3 separate regions of the Homo sapiens genome follow, and regions 1 and 3 are each linked to region 2. The links are chromatin contacts, found by Hi-C or POLR2A ChIA-PET in ENCODE. All regions are on one chromosome and are shown on one strand. Each heading gives the region's core, a stretch centred on a gene start or an enhancer-like site at or near the end of the contact. The rest is flanking DNA. Distances are from core to core; before and after follow the strand shown. Region 1 overlaps PODXL (podocalyxin like). Region 2 has its middle 79 kb from the start of LINC-PINT. Region 3 overlaps LINC-PINT (long intergenic non-protein coding RNA, p53 induced transcript).

Region 1 (3,323 bases), core at 282-2,781, 310 kb after region 2:
TCAAGAAGTGGTTTAAATAAACTTTCTGCTAGCTTTCCTTATCAAGCGGGAAAAAAATCTGGTGCCTAGACTAGATTAAACCCGTATTCTGTCTTACAACGCAAAGAATATTCTGTACCTCCTTCATAAGCTTTGCTGCCTGTCTCCCCACTCTCATGACAGTAGGCTTCCTAGTCATCATACTTGTGGTTTCTGGCCTCCTGTGCAGCTTGGGGAAACCACAGTTTACCACTGAAAGAGCTGATGATAAACTGTCTTTGCTACAACCTGTTTAAGTCATGCTGAGCTTCTAGTGTTCCTCTTACCTCTTCCCAGACCCAATGCTCTCTGAATTATCAGAGAGCATTTAGAACCCAGTAAAGGTGGCAGAAGATGATGACCTTTATAGATGCATGGCTGTTTGGCCTGTTGACATAGGTGTCCTGGTGGCAAGAGCAAGGCAAGGTGTCAGATTCTGAAGCTGTCCTAAGCCTAGACTAACACAGTTTGGACGAATATAAAGCAGTAACCTCTGAATCAGCCCAGAGCCTCTCCGGGTTCTCCTTGGACAGAGCGATGGAGAGTCAGGAGAGTCAGGACCGACCTGGCCAGGCACTCCTGCTCTCTAGTCCTTGCCAGTCATCATCTGTCTCCAAGAGGCCATAGGGTTGCAGCCTTTGATTGATTTGCAGAGGCCTATTTGCTGTCTCCGTCAAAAGCCCTGGCTGGTGAAGTGTGACCCAGGATCAGCAAAGGAGGAATAATCCAGTCTGGCCTCTCCCACGGGACCACAACAGAAAACCTACTGGGTGGAGAGAACCCAGCGCTGGGCAAGAAGGAAGCAAACACCTCACTCAAGCCTAACAAGATTTCCTGTTTTCCCCCAAACAGGCACTGTTCTCCATCCTGCCCACCTCCAAACACTAGAGCATCGGGGCAGATGTTTTTGGAACTTGTTAGCCTCGCATCCCTCTAACTCCTGGGAAACTCGCTGGGGCCCTATGTGAACCCCTGGCCTTCCTTTTCCCCTAGGATATCAGATGGCTACAGACTGTGAGGAAGGAATTAGGCAGATGGTGCAGGACAGATCTTCCCCAGCCCCTCCCCCTACCCTTTTAAAAAGTAAGCCATCCCGAGTGGATAGCCTATTTCATCAGAGCTACTACAGCCGGAGCCTGACTCTTAAGACCCTGGAGGTGTGGCGTTTCACCCGAAAAATGGCAATTTCATTCCCCTAAGCAGTTCTGCCCATTTTCCTACTTGATCCCAGGGAATTTACGCCCAGAACGATGGAGACCATGGCGAAAGTTCAACATTCCACACAGGATTCCCCCTTCTCAATCAGATGAAACCTCACCATGCCCACTGCTTAGGAGCCTTCTACATGGCAGCTAACTGCCGAGCCCATAAAAGTCCTATATTGGGGAATAGACATAGCTTTGTGTTCCCCTGAGATGCCACCAGAAACTGCAAGAGAACCGCAGCAGCCCCACTAGGCTCACAGAGAAGAGGAACAGCAAGGCCTAGCTCCAGGCCAGGACAGTGGGACGTTCCCACAACAGTCTGTCCCCCAGGCTGCCCTTCATGCACCCAGCATGCACTGCGCTTTCCAGGCCCTCTTTTCCTGTGGCACAGGAGAATCAGAGTGAGTGAGATGAGCTAACTGGACGTCTGCCAACTGTCTGAGCTTTTGGCCTTTGGCAGTGGAGGGCTGGGTTAGAAAACAACTATAACAAAACTCTCAGCAACTTGAAATGTCCCTGAGTTTCCTATGATATACAGGGGAAAGCCTGTCCTTCCTGGCTGCTTTAATGGATTGTCTCTGAAGACACATCGCTGATGGGGGGCCCCGGGAAGGCCTCTCCTGCAGCCACTGCTCTTTCATACTGGGTCTCAGGGAATCACTCCCATCAGCTGAGCAGTGAACAACAAAAGGAACACGCTGCTCTCACTAGCTACAGCAGATTTTAGTCCCTGGTGGAAATGGAAGCCCAAAGAAGATCGTGGGTGGCCTCTGCAAGGAGTGCCAGGGGCAATGGGCCAGTGTTCCTGCTGACCCCTCATCAGCTGCCCTGAGATACCAGCCTGGACTCGAGTGTCCCCTTCTCTCCTCACCTGCACGCAGGTCCCCTAAGCAGACCTGGTTCACGCACGGAGACCTGTGTGGGTTAAGCCCCCATCTCACGAAGCAAATGTGAGAAAATCCGAATCCAGAACAAGGGGTTCAAGGTTATGAATAACCTGTGCTAATCCCAGAGGCCCCAGGACAGAGTAAGTGGGAACAAACACTGAGTGTAGGGAGGGGTAAGAACATAGAGGGTGGGAAGATGGGTACACGAGGCTGGGGTAGGAGAAGGAAAACTTGGGAGCTGGACTTTCAGGTCGTCAGATCCCACCGAGCCAGGATGTAGCCCTGCCCTCCTTTCCAGCCCAGCCACCTGCTGGAGTTTCACCCCTGCCCGGGACTGCTCTGGACGGAAGGCACATGTGAACACAGCAGTGTGGCATGGTGCAAATGGAATCTTTGTTCTCATCCTGGCTCTGTCACCAAGTGGCTCTGACCTTGGGCAAGTCACTTACCCTCTTCAGGTCTCGGCAATCTCACTGCAGAATGAAGGGATTCCACTAGTTCATCTATAAAGTCCCTTACGTGGCTTTTTCTTGATCTCCCTCATCATCCAGCAGCACTGAGCTCAGGCACTAGTGGGTTATTTTACAAGAGGAATCTGGACAGAATGTGATTTGTTCAGGTTGAAAAGGGAAAAATTAAGGCCCTGGGGGGATTGGGAGGGGACACCCCTCGGAGTTCACTCTCCCTCCCCAGTCTTTCCCTTCCCCATCCAAACGGCACTTGGGGTGGTTGGTCTGGAGCTCTGTGGTGCTGCTGGAGGCCACCGGCAGACCGGACTAGAGGTGTGTGTCTTCCTCCTCATCCAGGTCGTCCTTGGTCAGGTTGTCCAGAGGGACGATCCAGCTGTCCCCCAGCTCCCCGTTGAGGCTGACCACCTTCTTCTCCTGCATCTCAGAAGAGGTCTCCATCACTTCCAGTGTTGGGTTGTCATGGTAACCATTCTCCACTGTCTGCAGCTCCTCTGTTAGCCGCTGCTAGAGTGGGGAAGGTGACCGGTGAGAAGGGGGTTTCAGAGGGCTCTGAGCTTAATACAGCGCATGTACGTACCCCTCCCACTCAGGAGCCCCACTGTAGCTAAAGCAGGCCCTCATTGCTCGCCTGTGGGGCTGGCTGCTCCTGGTGGTCATTCTGGCTCTCAGCCTGCCCGGAACTAGTTGGGAACAAAGACTTGCCCCTCACCCTCACCCTGGTGGCAGAACCTGTGAAGTTAGTG
Region 2 (3,026 bases), core at 299-2,798:
ATGCTATATACTTTCCTACCGCACAGTCAGCCTCTTCTTGTCCTCTGCTAGAGGAAGTAAATTCACTTCATTTGTCTTTTTTTTTTTTTCCAAAACAACTGAGATAAATTACAATAAAGTTGAGGAGACTGTAGTGTAGGTGAAGATGTTTTTGCATAGTAACGTATTGCTCTAGAGCAGAGGTCAGCAAACTATGGCCTGAGGGCCAAATCTGATCCACCGCCTGTTTCTGTAATTAAGTTTTACTGGAATACAGCCATGCTCATTTGTATACAGGTTGTCTATGGCTGCTTTAGTGCTATAACAGCAGAGTTAGGTAGTTATGACAGAGACTATACAGCCTGCAAAGCTTAAAATATTTACTGGCTGGCCCTTTACAGAAAGTGTTTGCCAATCCTAGGCCAGGTGCGGTGACTCATGCCTGTAACCTCAGCACTTTGGGACGCTGAGATGGAAGGATCACTTGAGTCCAGGATTTCGAGACCAGAGTCCAGGAGTTTGAGGCCACTCTGACTGACATGGCGAAACCCCGTCTCTACTAAAGGTACACACAAAAAAACTAGCCAGGCATGGTGGCGCATGCCTGTAGTCCCAGCTACTTGGGAGGCTGAGGCAGGAAAATTGCTTGAACCCAGGAGGTGGAGGTTGCAGTGAGCTGAGATTGTGCCACTGTACCCCAGCCTGGGTGACAGAGTGAGACTCTGTCTCAAAAAAAAGAAAAAGAAAGTGAGTGTTTGCCAGTCCTCACTCTAGATTCTTCTCTTCTAATCTGATAAATAACAACCACCTAAATATTTAAAACAAGGTATTGGGTTGGTTCAGAGTCAATGTGGTAAACAATAGGTTATCGAATTTTAAAAATTCACCATTAAGGAGAGAGAAGATTGCACATACGTTACCCATAAAGTGTGTGATAAACATGAATAAATAAATAAACATAGTTTCTACGATTGGCTTTTGAATTTGGCTCTGAGCTTCCTAGCCATGGGGGGCGTTGGGGGGAAGAAGATAATTGATCACCTGTATTAGTTACCTGTTACTTCATAACAAACCATCTTAAAATTGCATGGCATATAACAGCTACCATTTACTATTTCTCGAGTCTGTGAATTGGCTGAGAGGTTCTGCTGATCTGGGCTGGGCCCAGCTGACCACAGTGGGCTTGCTCACACATTTGTGATCAGCTGGTATGTTCGCTTGGAGCTGGCTGGTCTAAAATGGCTTCAGCTGGAGTGGCTCATCTTGACTCCACAGGATGTCTCATCCTCCAGCCGGCTAGCCTGGACTTGTTCGCATAGCCCTGGCAGGTTTCAGAGGAGAGCCGAAGCACACACTTGAGGCTTAGGCTTGGAACTGGAACACCATTATTTCAATTACATTCTAGTGGCCAAAGCCAGCCAAAAGGCAGGCCCAGACTCAAGGAATGTAGAAACAGACTCCAGCTCTTGATGGGAGGAGCTGCAAAGTCACATTGCAAGGGGCAGGGAAACAGGAGGGACAGAATTGAGGCCATGTTTGAAATCACAAACAATCAATCATCATCTAAAACAGCGTGTATTCCAACCACAAAATTTTAAAAGTCATCTCTGTGGTCTAAAGCGGAAAGAACGAGTCATCATACATCAGTCTATTCAGCCCCACCCACAGATATGAATCATCAGTGTCTTCAGCTAAGAGGACCACTATCTTCTAGCTAATGACAAATACAGAGGAGGGGTGGAAAGAAGTCTGTTGGAAATGTGTACATATCACATGAGACCCAGACCCATATTCAAATACCACTTGATGAATTTCACCAGGGAATCAGACTCAGTTTTAATGGGTTAAAGGGATACGGAAAATCATTGTCACAGATGTAAGCAATAACTCAACTAAACATCAGCTTTTGAGGCTCAACCCTAAACAGACCTACAATATTCTGGCTGATTCCCATTTGCCTCCACTTTTATCATTGGGTGGTGGTAAAATTGGTCACTGTATTCAAAGATCATATCACTACCTATGGATATGGATGTGATTGAAATGACAGACAGGGGAGAATTTTTTTTAACTTACTAGCCATGTAATGATTTTTTAAAATTTATTGCTAGAAAATCTTCACTATTACCAAACTTGCCTCAATAAATGATGTTACGTATAAATAGCAACAGCGATGTCAGAAGACCTCCTTAGCATTTCTTTTCCTGGTATGATATGGCTGTCTGTAAGAAGAGAGTAAACATAGATAGCTCTTGCTTCTTACGGTATTTCAGAATCCCCCTAGAAGTTTTTTATATTAAAAAACAAACAAAAAAAAAAACACAAAACTCCCAAACCACCCAGACAAACCCACCCAGCCTAGGTATGAGAATGTTCTTTCAGGCCTAGAGCCAGTCAGGGTCCTTAGCTTTGTTTGCAAGATGCCAGTGCCTTTATACTCAGACTTCGTGGAGCTGCCACCATACTTCTGTAGTAATAGCAGTAGTGAGTGGGGAGGTACATGACAGAATTTAGAGAACTATTAGACGCCCGTTGACTCAGACATCAGGACCACCTGTGAATGGAAATATCTTTCAACTTAGATATAATAAAAAGGAACGGAGCTGTTGATGTTATTGAGGAGGTGGAAACAAAACCTTCAGGATGCTTGAAGATAACTGGTTTATAGGAGGGCTGGGGGCAATAGGGCTGTCTTAGGAAGAACAAATGATGCTTCCAAAATTTGAGTGCAGAAAATCAGAAGTTAACCTTGGGTGGGTCACAAGGTTAAATGTAATGAAGGCTAAGTGTGACAAGGTTAAATGACATAACATATATAAAATACCTGGTGGGTTACTTAGAAGAGTACACCTCAAAAATGTTGGTTCCCTCCATCTCTCTGGATCCCCCACCCCCTTAAGGATTTCTTAAAAAACGAAAAACCTGCCAGCCAGCTGCCACTGGAAAGATGTCAAGTAGGATAAGCTGCTGATAGGTGGTAACAACAAAATCCACATCCAGGTGGATGGAGCAGGGGGATGTCACCTCTCCTGCCCCTCCCCTAATTA
Region 3 (3,173 bases), core at 463-2,962, 290 kb before region 2:
CAGGTTAAACACCGAAGGAAAATGGGGAGGAGTGAATGTTTCAAGGAACACGTATACCAAACAACAGAGTGCATTCTCTCCAGCTCTGCAGCTCGGGGTTCCAGGGTCGGGGGTCCCACAAGGTGGGAAGGAGAAGCAGGCCTTATCACGAAGGGCTTTGTAGGACAGGCCGAGTGTGTACGACGTTTGAGGTGGAATGACAGGGCTACGCCCTGTGGAAGGGGCCGACTGTAGGACTGCTCGGAATTGGGAGTTTGACAGGAGAGAGGCACTTTCACAGACATTATCTGGTTTGATCACCACCCCTTCTTGAGCCATATATTTGGCGATTAATTGTGCACTTGTGACATGTTCCTTTCTGCTGTCTGTTCCTTAATGCCCCCTGCTTTTTTGTCTTGTCCCCAGCTGGGCTATCTGTTCCTGGCGGCCACAGAACAATACCTTCTTTAATGGCTCCCACAGTGACCAGCACGTGCCTTAAACTCAGAGCAGGTCAATCAATCAAACTCCTTTTAACTGAAAGTTTAGGATGTGCTTTTGCCACACTCTCAAGTAAGTAAGTAAATTCATCAGCAAATACCAAGTCCTAAAATAATGAATGGTACTTAGGAAACACATAAAGAGTGGTAGAAAACTAGATGGGCTGGGGTCATCCTGTGGAGGCCCTGGACGGCCCGGCTAAAGCATTTGGAACTCCTCTGTAGAAGTGTTTTGATAAAGAAATGATGTGATTGAAGCTATGCTTAATAGAAGATGAATTTGGCAGTAGGATGGGCTGGAGGGAGACAGTCGCTGTGGTGGTAGAAAGAAGAGGTGAAGAAGTGTTGCCAAGCCAGGTGAGAGCGTTTGCTACCATCTGCACTAGCACGCAGCGCCGTTCCTCTAGGGCCCCTGGAGCTTAAGGTAGTTCTTTTCTCACATCTGTCGCACTTAGGAAGATCACATGGTGATGCTGGCTTTTATTCTCCCTCCCTTTCTTCCTTCTAATAATTAGCAAGCAACAGTTATCTGCCAGACACTGTGCTATTACACAAGGGGGAGAGAGATGAAAGGCAGTCTCTACTCTGATGCCTTGTGGGAGAGGAAGAAAAGTATCTGGTTAAAACGCAGCATATTGAATTCTCTGATATGCCCTCCCTCCCTCTCTCTCCCCCTGCTGGCCAGTCTGTCTTCCATTTCTTTCTTTTTCTTCCAAAAAAAGGATCTGAGGCATAATGAAGGAAGTCAGCTAGGAATGGGGAAGAAGGAAGCTAATCTAATGCGAGGAATCCCTGGAGGAGGTGGCACCTGAGATGACTTTCAGGTGAGCAGGTATCAGCCAGAGGAAACCAGGAGGAAGGGAGAAGAGACGTGCGCAGACACAGGCTGGGGCAGAGGAGTGGGCTTAGCGGCCTCCTGAGACATGAGCTGGAACCTGGAAAATGAGGAGCCATGAAAGAGCTTTAATGAGAGAAAGACAATGACATCTACGCTTTAGAAGGATCGGTCTGGAGACAGCAGAAGGGCTTATCGGAAGGTAGTGACTCTGTAGTCAAAGAGATAGCAAAGTACAGATTTGAGAGATGCCACAACAGACGCATTAAGCCCTGGAGCTGGAATGATATGCACACTGAGAGAGTGAGGGAGTGAGGTCCTTGCTGAAGACCTTTAAAATGAGTTTATTTCACCCAGAAGCTCCAGCAAGGGACACACTCACTGCCTTGTGCTGGCCACGAGGTGGCAGCCTCGCACAGCCATTTTAGCAGAAAATGCGTCCCATCCTCACCGGCGCTCACCACCACGTGGGCAGAGCCACTAAAAAAATTCCACCACGGGGACAGGAGCTCTCTGAGCTTGCCCCATAAACACGCTTTTCTCCCACAGAAAGCCTCCACAGAAGCAATGAAAAAGTCAGTTGATTTGGGGAGAGAAGCGTAAAAGCTCGTGCTCTTCAGAGAGCTCTGGGCTGTTTCAGGGTGGCGGCCGAGCCCTCTGACAACTGCGAAGAGACGGAGACAATACAGGCTGGGGATGAAGCGGTTCGATGAAGGGCATTACCCCCAACGAGAACCAACTGGAGAACCAACTCGTGGAGAGCTCGGGCCCCATGACTCAGTCTGACCCGACGCTGGCGAATGCTGCTGAGGACCCTGAAAACCTGCAGGGACCCTGTCCCAGGCCAGCGACAGCCACCCCTCAGGGCCCCTGGTCTCTGTCAGGCAATGCGGGTCATCTGAGGGAGGCTGGGCCACAGATTCCACGTGTAGCTGGGAGGGGTTGCTGCGTCTGGCGAGGCAAGGGCTGCTGTCTAAACTTCCAAGGGAATGGTGTGGGCACCCCAGGAGGAAGGGATGCCCTGACCCCGCTGCATAGTCGAGGGCATGGAGAACCCATCCGACTGTGGCCTTGTGGCCCATCCCCATTCTCTGACGGGCTCATTGTGATTTTCAGCCACTTGCTATTTGCCACTCAGAGGCAAAGCGGCTGCAAGAGGTAGGAGAAAGCAAGAGACTCCCTCACCTGGAATAGAGCATCCACCGCGATCCCAGAAAAGACAAATCCCGTTGCAGGCACTTCAATCCACACAGCAGTCCTGGGATGAGGGTCCTGTTACCATCCCCATTTCACAGATGAGGAAACTGAGGCACAAAGCATGAAGTAACTTGAACGTGCCCAGAGTCACACTGCTAGCAAGGAGCAGAGCTGGAGTTTAGGCCCAGGTGGCCTGACCTCAGAGCTTGTGCACTACCCGCTGCCTGGTACAGTCCACAGAGAGGGGGCCAGTGCCCGGCCCAGAACCACATGCCCTGGGGCTGGAGACAGGTCAGGGCAGCCGAAAGGTGGAGCGCCCTCTCCAGCACTTCTTCCTCACCCCCTGCGGCTTTCTCCTGTGCTCCGACTGCCACCACTTGCTTGGGCAGCCAAGCATGACAAACTGGCCAGCCACCAAGCAGGACTTTTCAGAGGAGGAGTAAAAACCCTTGTATGAACGTACACTCTTCTTGTCACACACAAACGCCCTTCCTTCCACCTTCAAAGGTGATTCTGAGACTGCCCGTTTTTATCTTTGCTTCAGTTGTGCTTGATTTACAGCCTCCTGAGGTGTTTTGTTTTGTTTTGTGTTTTGTCTCTGTCACCCAGGCTAGACTGCAGTGGCGCGATCTCAGCTCACTGCAACCTCTGCCTCCCGGGTT

The links. A loop is a pair of places that touch in the nucleus more often than their neighbours do. ChIA-PET counts read pairs that join two places held with the same protein, here RNA polymerase II (POLR2A). Pooled maps may share reads with other maps.
Region 1: a pooled map shows a loop between it and region 2 (8-fold over the local background). The contact joins two enhancer-like sites. A Hi-C loop is called at or near these places in 8 of 50 pooled maps. POLR2A ChIA-PET finds 5 or more read pairs at or near these places in 6 of 52 experiments (AG04450, BJ, K562 and 3 more).
Region 3: a pooled map shows a loop between it and region 2 (2.2-fold over the local background). The contact joins two enhancer-like sites. A Hi-C loop is called at or near these places in 1 of 168 maps with a recorded cell type or tissue (HCT116) and 3 of 50 pooled maps. POLR2A ChIA-PET finds 5 or more read pairs at or near these places in 6 of 52 experiments (AG04449, BJ, H1 and 2 more).

The regions. Positions count from the first base shown.
Region 1 is chr7:131,501,425-131,504,747 of GRCh38, forward strand. PODXL (podocalyxin like) reads right to left here. Exons shown (of 9, transcript NM_001018111.3): 9 at 1-3,084. The coding sequence ends at 2,887. Among named protein-coding and RNA genes, the nearest start is that of PODXL, 54 kb to the right of the region's middle. Within about 2 kb of position 1,532, at least 15 of the 41 ENCODE cell types and tissues checked have a DNase peak (open chromatin) inside an H3K27ac peak, as active enhancers do.
Region 2 is chr7:131,187,248-131,190,273 of GRCh38, forward strand. It overlaps a transcript of MKLN1 not described here. Among named protein-coding and RNA genes, the nearest start is that of LINC-PINT, 79 kb to the left of the region's middle. RefSeq lists enhancers at 856-1,356, 967-2,166, 1,161-1,370, 1,357-1,857, 1,471-1,540 and 1 more. Within about 2 kb of position 1,549, at least 15 of the 41 ENCODE cell types and tissues checked have a DNase peak (open chromatin) inside an H3K27ac peak, as active enhancers do; they include HCT116, where a contact is called at or near this core.
Region 3 is chr7:130,895,424-130,898,596 of GRCh38, forward strand. The region is part of intron 6 of LINC-PINT (long intergenic non-protein coding RNA, p53 induced transcript); the gene reads right to left. Among named protein-coding and RNA genes, the nearest start is that of LINC00513, 16 kb to the right of the region's middle. Within about 2 kb of position 1,713, at least 28 of the 41 ENCODE cell types and tissues checked have a DNase peak (open chromatin) inside an H3K27ac peak, as active enhancers do; they include HCT116, where a contact is called at or near this core.